Linked DNA regions of Homo sapiens: region 2 is linked to region 1. The links are chromatin contacts, found by POLR2A ChIA-PET in ENCODE. All regions are on one chromosome and are shown on one strand. Each heading gives the region's core, a stretch centred on a gene start or an enhancer-like site at or near the end of the contact. The rest is flanking DNA. Distances are from core to core; before and after follow the strand shown. Region 1 holds the start of RPLP2 (ribosomal protein lateral stalk subunit P2). Region 2 overlaps AP2A2 (adaptor related protein complex 2 subunit alpha 2).

What was found. ChIA-PET counts read pairs that join two places held with the same protein, here RNA polymerase II (POLR2A).
Region 2: POLR2A ChIA-PET joins it to region 1 with 12 read pairs in activated CD4-positive, alpha-beta T cell. The contact joins the enhancer-like site here to the promoter of RPLP2 in region 1. POLR2A ChIA-PET finds 5 or more read pairs at or near these places in 4 of 52 experiments (H1, HepG2, WTC11 and 1 more).

The regions. Positions count from the first base shown.
Region 1 is chr11:806,863-812,737 of GRCh38, forward strand. It overlaps RPLP2 (ribosomal protein lateral stalk subunit P2), which reads left to right and starts at 3,105. Exons shown (of 5, transcript NM_001004.4): 1 at 3,105-3,177; 2 at 3,372-3,495; 3 at 4,735-4,783; 4 at 5,673-5,771. The coding sequence starts at 3,373. It overlaps SNORA52 (small nucleolar RNA, H/ACA box 52), which reads left to right and starts at 4,819; the gene lies at 4,819-4,952. It also overlaps a transcript of PIDD1 not described here. RefSeq lists enhancers at 2,041-2,330, 2,341-2,440, 2,591-2,780, 4,444-5,184, 5,185-5,875 and a silencer at 3,151-3,420.
Region 2 is chr11:951,155-957,080 of GRCh38, forward strand. All of the region lies in intron 1 of AP2A2 (adaptor related protein complex 2 subunit alpha 2), which reads left to right. Among named protein-coding and RNA genes, the nearest start is that of AP2A2, 28 kb to the left of the region's middle. RefSeq lists enhancers at 2,829-3,437, 3,545-4,208, 4,209-4,870. Within about 2 kb of position 1,462, at least 4 of the 41 ENCODE cell types and tissues checked have a DNase peak (open chromatin) inside an H3K27ac peak, as active enhancers do.

The sequences.
Region 1 (5,875 bases), core at 1,855-4,354:
TTGAGCCACCGCACCCGGCCAAGAGATCTTTTTAAAAACCAACCACAGGCCTGATGCTGTGGCTTACGCCAGTAATCCCAACATTTTGTGAGGCTGAGGTGGGCGCATCACTTGAGGTCAGGAGTTCAAGCCCAGTCTGGCCAATATGGTGAAACCGTGTGTCTATTAAAAATACAAAAATTACCCAGGTGTGGTGGCAGGCGCCTGTAATCCCAGCTACTGGGGAGGCTGAGGCACGAGAATGGCTTGAACGCGGGAGGCGGAGGTTGCGGTGAGCTGAGATCTCGGCACTGCACTCCAGCTTGGGTGAGAGTGAGACTCCCTCTCAAAAAAAAAAAAAAAAACAGGCTGGGCGCTGTGGCTCGCATCTGTAATTCCAGCACTTTGGGAGGCCGAGGCGGGTGGATCAGGTCAGGAGATCGAGACCATCCTGGCTAACAAGGTGAAACCCTGTCTCTACTAAAAAATTAGCTGGGCGTGGTGGCGGGCGCCTGTAGTCCCAGCTACTCGGGAGGCTGAGGCAGGAGAATGGTGTGAACCCGGGAGGCGGAGCTTGCAGTGAGCTGAGATTGCGCCACTGCACTCCAGCCTGGGCTACAGAGCAATACTCCGTCTCAAAAAAATAAAAAAATAGGCCGGGCGTGGTGGCTCACGCCTCTAATCCCAGCACTTTGGGAGGCCGAGGAGGGTAGATCACGAGGTCAGGAGATCGAGACCATCTTGGCTAACACGGTGAAACCCCGTCTCCACTAAAAACACAAAAACTTAGCCGGGCGCGGTAGCAGGCGCCTGTAGTCCCAGCTACTTGGGAGGCTGAAGCAGGAGAGTGGCATGAACCTGGGAGGCAGAGGTTGCAGTGAGCCAAGATCACGCGACTGCACTCCAGCCTGGGCGGCAGAGCAAGACTCAGTCTCAAAAATAAATAAATAAATAGAATCCACTTATAACTGCTGCTCCTCAAAGTGTAAATTCAGGGCAACTTGAATCTATGTTCCCAGGACGCAATCCTCAAGCCTGGCCCACATAAACTACTCTGTATTTATATTAAATTTGTCTTAGCATCTACCTTTTAGGTAGGTACTTGAAATCTGAAAATACACTGAATGAAAAAAGCCAGACACAAAAGGCAAAATACTGTATTATTTCAGTCTTACGGGGTGCTACAGTTGTCAAAATCATAGGAAGAGAAAGTAGAATGTGTTTATCAAGGGTGGGGGAGCAGGGAATAGGGACTTTAATAGGTACAGAGTTTGTTTGGGATAATAAAAAAAAAGTGAGATGGGGCTGGGCACAGTGGCTCGTGCCTGTAATCCCAGCACTTTGGGAGGCGGAAGTGGGAAGATCACTTGAAGTCAGGAGTTTGAGACCAGCCTGGCCAACATGGTGAAACCCCGTCTGTACTAAAAATACAAAAATTAGCCGGGCATGGTAGTGGGTGCCTGTAATCCCAGCTACTCAGGAGACTGAGGCAGGAGAATCGCTTGAACCCAGGAGGCAGAGGTTGCAGTGAGCCAAGATCTCACCAGTGCACTCCAACCTGGGGAACAGTGGGACTCCTCAGAAAAAAAGAAAAAAAAAAGTTGGGGCCGGGCGCGGTAGCTCACGCCTGTAATCCCAGCACTTTGGGAGGCCCAGGTGGGAGGATCGCTTGAGCCCATGTTGGACAACGCTGTCTCTACCAAAAAATTTTAGCCGGGTGTGGTGGCACACGCCTGTGGTCTCCGCTAGGAGGCTGAGGTGGGAGGATCACCTGAGCCCAGGAAGTTGAGGCTGCAGCGAGCTGTGATCGAGCCACTGCACTCCAGGCTGGGCGACAGAATGGGGCCCAGTCTCAAAAATTACAAAATAAGAAAAGTCCCATTGTTCCCAAGATGGTTTCCCGCCTTTACCCCAGATGTGTGACCCTGAGCAAAAAAACCTTTCTGTACCCAACTGCCTCATCTATAAAATGGGGGTAATGATAACGAGGCCACAGAAGGCGACTGTGAAGTCGAGTTCCAGTGCTTGACGTATACACACCCCAGGGTTTGCACTGCTGTTAGAGCCCAACGGGAGCTGGCGCTGCCTGCTAACACGGTAGATACCTGCATCTGACCCTGTTCCTGGTGCTCGCCCGGGATATTGGCAGGGATGGCTCCTTCTCATCTCTCAGCTCAAGCTTTCTCAGGCTGCCCAGAGGACCAAGTCTCCCTCTGTCCCTGTCCTTCGGATCGCCTCCCTATTCACCTCCTGCGTCCTCGCACAAGAACTCAAGTCCTTAGGAGGCAGGGCCAACCCTGTTCCCTCCCAGGACCCGAGAATGTAGCGGGGTCCCTGAGGTGCTGATGTCCACATGGACACCGAGGTCAGTTCCGGGCCAAAGCGGCCAGCGCAGGGGCTGACCACTCAGACCTCACTCCTCGCAGGGGTGAGCGGGCGACGCTGCCTCACGTCATTGTCCTGCCCTCCAAGGCCCGCGCTCGTCCTCTGACAGGATGCCCTGACACCGCAGTGCGGGGGCGGCCTCCCAGATAGGGCCGCAGTCGCTAAGTCCGAGGCGGCTGGCTCACCTCACTGAGCCCGGCTGGACGTGGGACCACCGGTCGCCGCGGCCAGGGAACCACCAAGGAGTCAAGGCGAGCCTACCGCCAGCAGCTTCTGCCCGGGCCCACGCGCCGTTCCGGGTAGGCCCGCGGCGCAGGCCACTTCCGGCAGCGGTGCACCATGGGACTTGCAGTTCGCTGGCAAAGGTTGAGTCCCGGGCGTGGCGGCCGCGCTCCATGTTGGGAGCTGTAGGCGCCGCGTGGCATGCTGGGGGTGCTAGGTACCGAAGGCAGATGCCGTCCCTTTGGACTCGCTTCGTCCAACGCCCCCACGAGTTTCGGTGGCCCTTCGCCCCACGCTATAAGAGCAGTCACTTCCGGAACTGCTGCCCTTCGCCTTTGCCGCGAAAAGTGCCTGACGGGGGCTGGGAAGGGGGAGGGGGAAGGAGTCAACGACTCCCTCCCCGTCGTCATTGGCTGAGCGCCTCGTGACGTCACTCTGAGGCGCCTCATGCGGCGCCGCGCACGGGTCCCAGAGCCTTCTGGGTAGCGGTTTAACCCCGCCTCTTGCGTCGGCGCCTTCCTTTTCCTCCCTGTCGCCACCGAGGTCGCACGCGTGAGACTTCTCCGCCGCCTCCGCCGCAGACGCCGCCGCGTGAGTGTGGTGACCGGGCCCGGGGTGCCGGCTGGGGACGCGGAGTCCGTGGGGATGCGGGGTGGGCGGCGGGGTATTTTTGGGACGGAGGCCTACGGGCCGAGCCACGCGCGGCCTCGCCCGGCGGCCCCGGGATGGGCCGGCAGGAGGCCGCCGGGGTAACTCCGCCGTCGCGTCCTCTCCGCCCGCCTCAGGATGCGCTACGTCGCCTCCTACCTGCTGGCTGCCCTAGGGGGCAACTCCTCCCCCAGCGCCAAGGACATCAAGAAGATCTTGGACAGCGTGGGTATCGAGGCGGACGACGACCGGCTCAACAAGGTAGCGGCCGCCCTTGCCCCGCAGCCGCCGTGGGGCCCCAGTGTCCCATACAGGCGATTCTTCTGCCTGATCCGGCCACATGCTGGAGGGTTCGGGGAGAGGCTCGTTTCAGTCTAGTTGGCGATTTCTTGGATAGAGAAGTAAGCCGGGCGGAGGTCGGGCGCGGTGGCTCACGCCTGTAGTCCCAGTACTTTGGGAGGACGAGGCAGGCGGATCACCTGAGGTCAGGGGTTCGAGACCAGCCTGGTAAACATGTCGAAACCCCATCCCTACTAAAAATACAAAAATTAGCCGGGCGTGGTGGTGGGTGCCTGTAGTCCCCCTACTTGGGAGGCTGAGGCAGGAAAATCGCTCGAACCCGGGAGATGGAGGTTGCACGGATCGTGCCACTGTACTCCAGTCTGGGTGGCAGAAGGAGACCCTGTCTCAAAAGGAAAAAAAAAAAAAAAAGCAGGGTGGGTACGAGGCAAAATCGTGATTAACAAGCTTTGGAAGTTTAATACCAGTGAGCTGCGTAAGATTGCGTTAAAAAAAAAAAAAAGCAGTCCTGGCGCATGGCTCACCCGGCTTTGGGAGGCCATGGCGAGTGGATTATTGGAGCCTTGAAGTTCGAGACTGGTCTGGAAAACATTGCAAGACCCGGTCTCCACAAAAAAAAAAAAAAAAAAAAATGGTTGGAGGCAGTGGTGCACATCTGTAGTCTCAGCTACTCATGAGGCTGATGCGGGAGAATCATTTGAGCCTTAGAGGTCAAGGCTGCACTGAGTAGTGATTGTGCCACTGCAGTCTAACAGAACCAGGCCTCGTCTCTAAAATACAATAAAAAATTAGCCAGGCTTGGTTGCTCATGCCTGTAGTCCCAGACTGAGGTGGGATAGTCACTTGAGCCCGGGAGGTCAAGGCTGCAGTGAGATCCTACCACTGCACTCCAGCCTGAAGTCAAAGTCAATTTCATTGCCAGTTTATTTTGCCAGTGTTGAAGATACCTATGAGTAGTCAACATAAGTAGTGAGATGCCCTGTGTCCTTTTGTCAGTCCTAAGTCTAAGAAAGCTAGTGTCCATTTATTTTTATATCACTTCCCAAGTGAGGCTGGTGGCTCCCTTTGGGCAGTGCAGTTCTGGAAACTTCAGGGCCTATTCCCATGTGGGGAACCCAGTCCTGCTGTGACTCTGGGAGGGAGAGGGCCGGGGATACAATCGTACATTCCTGGTAACAGCCCTGTGATTGTCTGCTTCAGGTTATCAGTGAGCTGAATGGAAAAAACATTGAAGACGTCATTGCCCAGGGTGAGTTGATGTGGACGGGCTTTCGTTTGTTTTCATGGTCCATCCTAATCCCTGCCGGTCCATCTGTGGCCTGCCAGGTTTCGCTTGTGGACCAGAGCACCCTAGAAGCCTCACCCGAGGAGTGAGCAGGGCTCCAGTGGGCTCACGTCATGGGCACTTCTAGACACTCTCAGGAGCAGGGCAGCAGGGGGCACCCTGTGTTCTCAGCAGACGTTTAGGTGGCCCTGCCTCTTAAGCCTGACTGCTCCTAGCCCTGAGGCCATTCCCCAGGATTTGTCTGAAGCTTGGTGTCTGGAGAACTGAGTTCACGTCAGCAGTCCTTACCACATGCTTTCTGTGAGGGGGTTGGGGGCAGGGACTGAGGGTGCCAGGGATGTCCATAGGCTCCTTGCCTCTTTGTTGGGCAGATGGTTTTTTGTTGGCTTCAGCTGAGCTGGTGGAACTTGTTTGGAAGTTGAGCTGTTGGGGCAGCTGTTCTTGTCTTCCATGCATGTGACCACGACAGGGCCAGCTCAGCAAACGGGCCAAGCCATGAACACAGCGTTGTGGCCAGAGATGTGGATACTGGGGCAGCACACTCATTCCCTACCTAGTTATGAACATGTCTGTCCAGTGGACCTCTGAGGGTGGAGGTGGGGAAATTGGGCAGGCAGGCAGTGTGGGCCTAATTCCTAGAAGGCAAGTCCCTGGATAGGAAAGGTGGGGAAGAGAAGTCCCCGTTGAGGAGTGGCTCAGGGAGGGAGTGTTCAGGAAGAACGGGAGACACTGGCATATGGTGGGTCCAGATATGTTGGGTGCCATGTGCCATCTCTGGTGCCATCTAACTTCCCTGTGGAACAGCCTCCCAGGCTGGGCAGCTGCTCTGGTCTCACCTCTCTGCTTTCTGTAGGTATTGGCAAGCTTGCCAGTGTACCTGCTGGTGGGGCTGTAGCCGTCTCTGCTGCCCCAGGCTCTGCAGCCCCTGCTGCTGGTTCTGCCCCTGCTGCAGGTAAGTGGTGGCCTGGTGAGTGGGCAAGGGGCTGGGGCTCAGACGGTGTTGCTGCAGTGGGGTCTTCATGGGGGGACTGGCCTGGCACTTGGGCAGTGCTCACC
Region 2 (5,926 bases), core at 212-2,711, 140 kb after region 1:
TCAATAAGCATATAAAAGCTATCAGAAAAATGCATATCAAAATCACAATGAGATACTGCATCACACTTACCCAGATGGCTGTAATAAAAAAGATGAGGCCAGGCACTCCCAGCTGTAATTCCAGCACTTTGGGAGGCCGAGGTGGGTGGATCACCTGAGGTCAGGAGTTTGAGACCAGCCTGACCAATATGGTGAAACCCCACCTCTACTAAAAATACAAAAATTAGCTGGGCGTAGTGGCAGGCGCCTGTAATTCCAGCTACTTGGGAGGCTGAGGCAGGAGAATTGCTTGAACCTGGGAGGTGGAGGTTGCAGTGAGCCGAGATCGTGCCACCACACTCCAGCCTGGGTGACAGGGCGAGACTCCGTCTCAAAAAAAAAAAAAGAACGTGTGAGTTTATCCCTGGTGATGGGCACAGTAGCTTCTCGTGGCTGGACCAGTGCTTTGCTCCTTATTTCACACTTCTCATCACAGCTCTTTCATTGATGGCACACCCATTTGAAGAAGAGAAACCGAGGCAGGTTGCGGTTAAGTTGATAGCCCAGGGTCACGTAGCTAGTAAAACATGGAGTGACATTCCAGTCCAGGCCTGATTTCAGAGTTTGCTTGGCTGACTGCTGTGCTAACCACCTTAATAGTAATTTTAGCAATTATAGCTTCCTTCAAAAATTCTTGGGCTTGGTCAATTTTGGGCTTTTGGGTTACTCGGCGGAATCACTTTATTTCTTTGAGACAGAGTCTCACCTTGTTGCCTAGGCTGGAGTACAGCGATGTCTGTCCTGGCTCACTGGAGTGTTGACTTCCTGGGCTCAGGTGATTCCCCCCACCTCAGCCTCCCTAGTAGCTGGGACCACAGGCATGCACCACCACACCTAATTTTTTAAAAAATTATTTATGGAGACCAGGTCTCCCTATGTTGCCTAGGCTGGTCTCGAGCTCCTGGACTCAAAACAGCCCTCCCACTTCAGCCTCCCAAGGTGCTGGGATTATAGGCGTGAGCCACTGCCCAGTCTGAAATCACTTTATATACAGACTAAAACTCTGTAGACCAAGTTTTGCTGCACATTGCAAGGACAGAAGATTTTGGTACTTTGGTATTTTATAATCATCTGTCATAGGCTCCTTTACTATTTTTTGTGGAACTTGGGCTGTTCCCAGAATACTAATCCTCTCTGTTGATTAGTTCAGCCTGTAAACAAGAAATCATTAACCAGCATGCTGTTCCTGAAGAATGACCAGGGACAATAATTGTAAAAATTCAAGAGCTTTTATCCAAGCCTGCCCCTATAGAGTGTGTTCTTTGCTACTTCATGGAATGCAAATTGTAACTTGCTTTTGCCAGTAGCTATGGCATGTCCAGGTTACTCATTAGCCACCAGAGCTCCTAAGTTCACTGCGAGAATTCCCTGATGCAAGTACAGTACCCTTAGTGCTGATGGGCTGGCTGCATTTCAGACAGGAATAGTGCAGGATGACTGTGGCCAGCGTCTCTTTAACAAAGATCAGACTGTGTGTGGGGCTGGGCTTGTTGCTGTGGGTCAGTTACTCTTTAACAAAGATCAGACTCTGTGTGGCTGGGCTTGTTGCTGTGGGTCAGTTACTCTTGCTCATGCTTTACCCTTTCAGAATTCAGCTCCTCCCCGCTTCTCCTCAAGCTAATTTATCTAAAAAGATAAGATTTTTTTGCTAGATCTGTTCCCGGCACGGTGGGGTGGTTGAAGTCCTCCTGTGAGGCCCTCTGCCTTATGGAGATCAGTGCAGTGTCAGTGGCACGAATTGGTGCCTGGCCAGGAGCACGCTCTGCTCCTTTACAGGAGAGCCCCTGACAGGCACTGGAGGGCTCAGATTGTTACCTGCGTCCGTCATGACTGCAGGGGTGCTGCGTTGATCATGCAGCTTCTACTAGAGCGTTTTTGGTAAATTTGGGACATGGTAGTTGACTTGAATGTGTCAGTCTTGCCTGCAGGTCATCATCCGTCATCTCAGCCATGGTCGTGCTGGATTGTCTTTCTTGTTTTTGAGACAGCCTCTCTCTCTGTCACCCAGTCGCCCAGTCTGGAGTGCAGTGGTGTGATCTCGGCTCACTGCAACCTCTGCCTCTCGGGTTCAGGCAATTCTTCCACTTCAGCTTCCCCAGTAGCTGGGATTACAGGCGCACGCCACCATGCCCAGCTAATTTTTGTGTTTTTACTAGAGACAGGATTTCACCATGTTGCCCAGGCTGGTCTCAAACTCCTGACTTCAAGTGATCCACCTGCCTCAGTCTCCCAAAGTGCTGGGATTATAGGCGTGAGCCACTGCGCCTAGCCTGAATGCGTATTTTTATGTGAAATTAGTTTTCCTGAACTGTCAGAGGAGGCATGGTCTGGGTGGCTTTTCTACCGTAAGAGCCCCCCCCCCCCATTGTCTTCACACAGTGGCCTGCCTGGCAGCTGCAGTTGGAAGTCCCTGGCTCCGTCCTGGCTCCGTCTGCCTCCGTCTGCCTCCGTCTGCCTGCTGTCCCTGCACCTCCCCTTTTTCCTGCTTTTGCGTCGTCTCTGCTCAGTAGGGGCGCTGGGCCAGGTCACTCCATCCCTGGTTCTTGCATCATGCTCAGCCCTCTGTGGATACTGGGGCTGCTTAGGCTCTCCTGTCCTCAGGTCTGGCCGAGACGTGACACTACTCTTCTCTCTACCTTCTCTCTTTTTTTTTTTTTTTGAGATGGAGTCTTGCTCTGTTGCCCAGGCTGTAGTGCAATGGCGCGATCTCGGCTCACTGCAACCTCCGCCTCCTGGGTTCAAGCGATTCTTCTGCCTCAACTTCCTGAGTAGCTGGGATTGCAGGCGCCTGCCACCATGCCTGGCTAATTTTTGTATTTTTAGTAGAGACGAGGTTTCACCATGCTGGCCAGGCTGGTCTTGAACTCCTGACCTCAGGTGATCCGCCCGCCTCAGCCTCCCAAAGTGCAGACGTGAGTCACTGTGCCTGGCCTCTCTACCTTCTCTTGCACAGACATGATGCCGTGAGGTTGTACGGCCGTTGGTGGCTTTCCTTTTGAGGGAGCTGGAGCTCAGAGGCACAGCAGAATGAGTCAAAGGCTGCACTTGGATTCCCACCTCACTTGGATTCCCACCTCACGTGCTGGCCCCAAAGTTCACTCTTGTCATCACCTTCCATGCTTCTCCCCCTCCTCAGGGGCTGGCCTGCCCTCGTTTTAAAGTGTGTGTGTATGCGTATATTTGTATTTATGCATGTGTGTGTACATGTGTGTATTTGTGTGTGTGTATGTATTTGTGTTTATGTGTATGTATGTATATGTGTATATATGTTGTATTTGTGTTTATATTTGTGTATATATGTTGTATTTGTGTTTGTGTACGTGTGTATTTCTGTGTATCTGTGTATTTGTATTTATGTGTGTTTGTAAATGTGTGTATATGTATATTTGTGTGTGGCGTGTACATTTGTGTATTTGTGTGTATTTGGTTTATGTGTGCTTGTACGTGTATTTGTGTGTATATATGTGTATTTGTGTTTGTATAAATGTGTATTCATGTGTGTTTGTAAATGTGTGCATGTGTGTATTTGGTGTGTGTGTGTGTGTATTTGTGTGTGTGTGTGTTGAAAATTGGGCAATTAAAAGCAAGCTGTGGATGGGAAGCTGGAACTTGTCTCTGTTTCTGTCCCACAGAGGAGGGGGGTTAACTGCCTGTTTCTCCTGGTGGTTACCTCTATAACTCTACATTATGTGCTGTTTGTTTTAGTTTGTGGTTTCACAACCTTATATAAAATCTGTAGATTCCGTTTAGGAAAGTTGATTTAGCTCATGTAGTAGTATTTCCTCTTTCTCCTGCCCCCAGGTTTTTAGTATTTCTGCTTTAGATCTGAGCTCTGTTGATTCTGGACAACATAAGTTCCCCCTCAGAGTGGTTTCTTTCCCTGGTGTTTGGGTGGGTAAAGTAGAGGGCACAAACCAGGGAGAGAGCGCAAGGTCCCCTGTTGCAGACTTAATAGCACAGATCTGTGTACACCTTTGTGAGAAGCACACATGTACACACACAGTGGCATGCACACATAGGCACACGCACACTGGCACACCGCACCCAGTGCAGAGTGCCTCACCCATGCGCAGTCCCAGCTGTGTGAAGCTGCCTGCAGGCTTTGTGTGGCAGAAGCTCCCAAGACACTGTTTTCGTGACTCTTTCAGCCAAGTCCAAAAAACCTGCCATCCTGGGGGGCATCAGGCTGCCAGCATCCTCCTGTACCTGCTGTCCTGCTTTCTTGTGGAGCCGTCCGCTGGTCAGCCATCATACAGAGAGGAGTGGGGATGCTGAGACGCTGGGCAGCCTGCCCAGGGGTCACTGCTGTGAGCAGCTTTCAGGGCTGGGAAGAGAGACTGACTGGGACAGGAGGTTTGGGTGTGTCTGTGTTTTGTTAAAGGTCCCCTGAGGGCAGAAGCTGTTGTGTTCCCAGCACCTGGGACAGTGCTTGGGTCGGGGAGCCGCCACATAGGCACTTGATTTTCCTGTTCTGACCACCTGTCCATCTGAAGTTTTCTAGGGTAGGACTGGCTCAAAGGAGTGTTTGTTCGGTTCAGGAAACATTCAACCTTATTTATTAGCAAATGTGTAGTAAAAGACAAAAGATATTCTGGAGGAGGGAGCTTGTCCTGTGGGGGAGGCAAGATCAGTTTTGGAAGCAGCAGTGGTGGAGTTCGGCCCTGTGACTGCGTAGGGCAGGGGTGAGCTCTTTGTCCTCTGATCTGTGCACACCAGGCCTGGCGGGGCCGCTTGTGTCGTGTTCTGATGTGGATGGGTTGCTGCAGAGGCCTTTTACTTCAGCTGGAGATCCTTAAACCAAAGACTCACTTGAGAAGGTTTTTTAAATAGTCAGCTTTATTATTGCTTTAAAAAAGTGACTTAGGGCCAGGTGCAGTGGCTCACACCTGTAATCCCAGCACTTTAGGAGGCCAAGGTGAGAGGATTGCTTGAGCTCAGGAGATCGAGACCAGCCCAAATACCGTAGTGAGAACTTGTCTCTATTTTTTCTTTTTTCTTTTTTTTTCTTTCTGGGGATGGAATCTTGCTCTGTCATCTCGCCTCACTGCAGCCTCTGCCTCCTGGGTTCAAGTGATTCGTCTGTCTCAGCCTCCCAAGTAGCTGGGATTACAGGCATGCGCCACCACGCCTGGCTAATTTTTGTATTTTTAGTAGAGACGGGGTTTCGCCACGTTGGCTAGGCTGGTCTCCAACTCCTGACCTCAGGCGACCCACCTGCCTCTGATGAGGCACCACCATGCCTGGCCATATTTTTAATTTTTTAAAAAATAGAATAAAAAGTGACTTAAATGTACACAAAGTTGTTTTTGCACACAACTCACCTTACCCTGTGTGATGAATAATTGTATTTTGACAGTGCTTGTTAAACATGTGTATCCCTATTAAAATCACTTGTACTCTTTAAGCCTCAGTTTTCACAGCTGGTCCAGGTAGAGTTAAACTACACGTGGTCTCATCTCTCTCCCTTGCCTGGCTTGTGACATACATGCAAGTGTTTGTTGAGCGAGGTCCCTTTAGCAATAGATTTAGCGTGTACTGAAAGTTTGATTGTCACACATCTAATGTGCGTTTTCCCTCTTTTGTACAATGGAGAATTCCCACATTTCATGGGTGTGAGCTGAAAAAAAGACTTGAAGCTAACATTCCTCTGCTGTCCCACTACAACACAGAAGACTTCTGTGACCCCAGAATATGTGGGGGTTTCTCCCCATCGGCAAACAAGCTATCAGTTCTGCAGCAGGCACCAGCGGGGTGTCCTCCAGCTTGATTCTGACACCGTCTACCTGGAGGTAGTGTCAGATCCTGCAGGGGAGTCCCAGGGCTACCCCCTACTTCTCATGTTAGCCTCAAGCCTCAGGTTGTGACCTGTGCTTGTGCATGACAGACT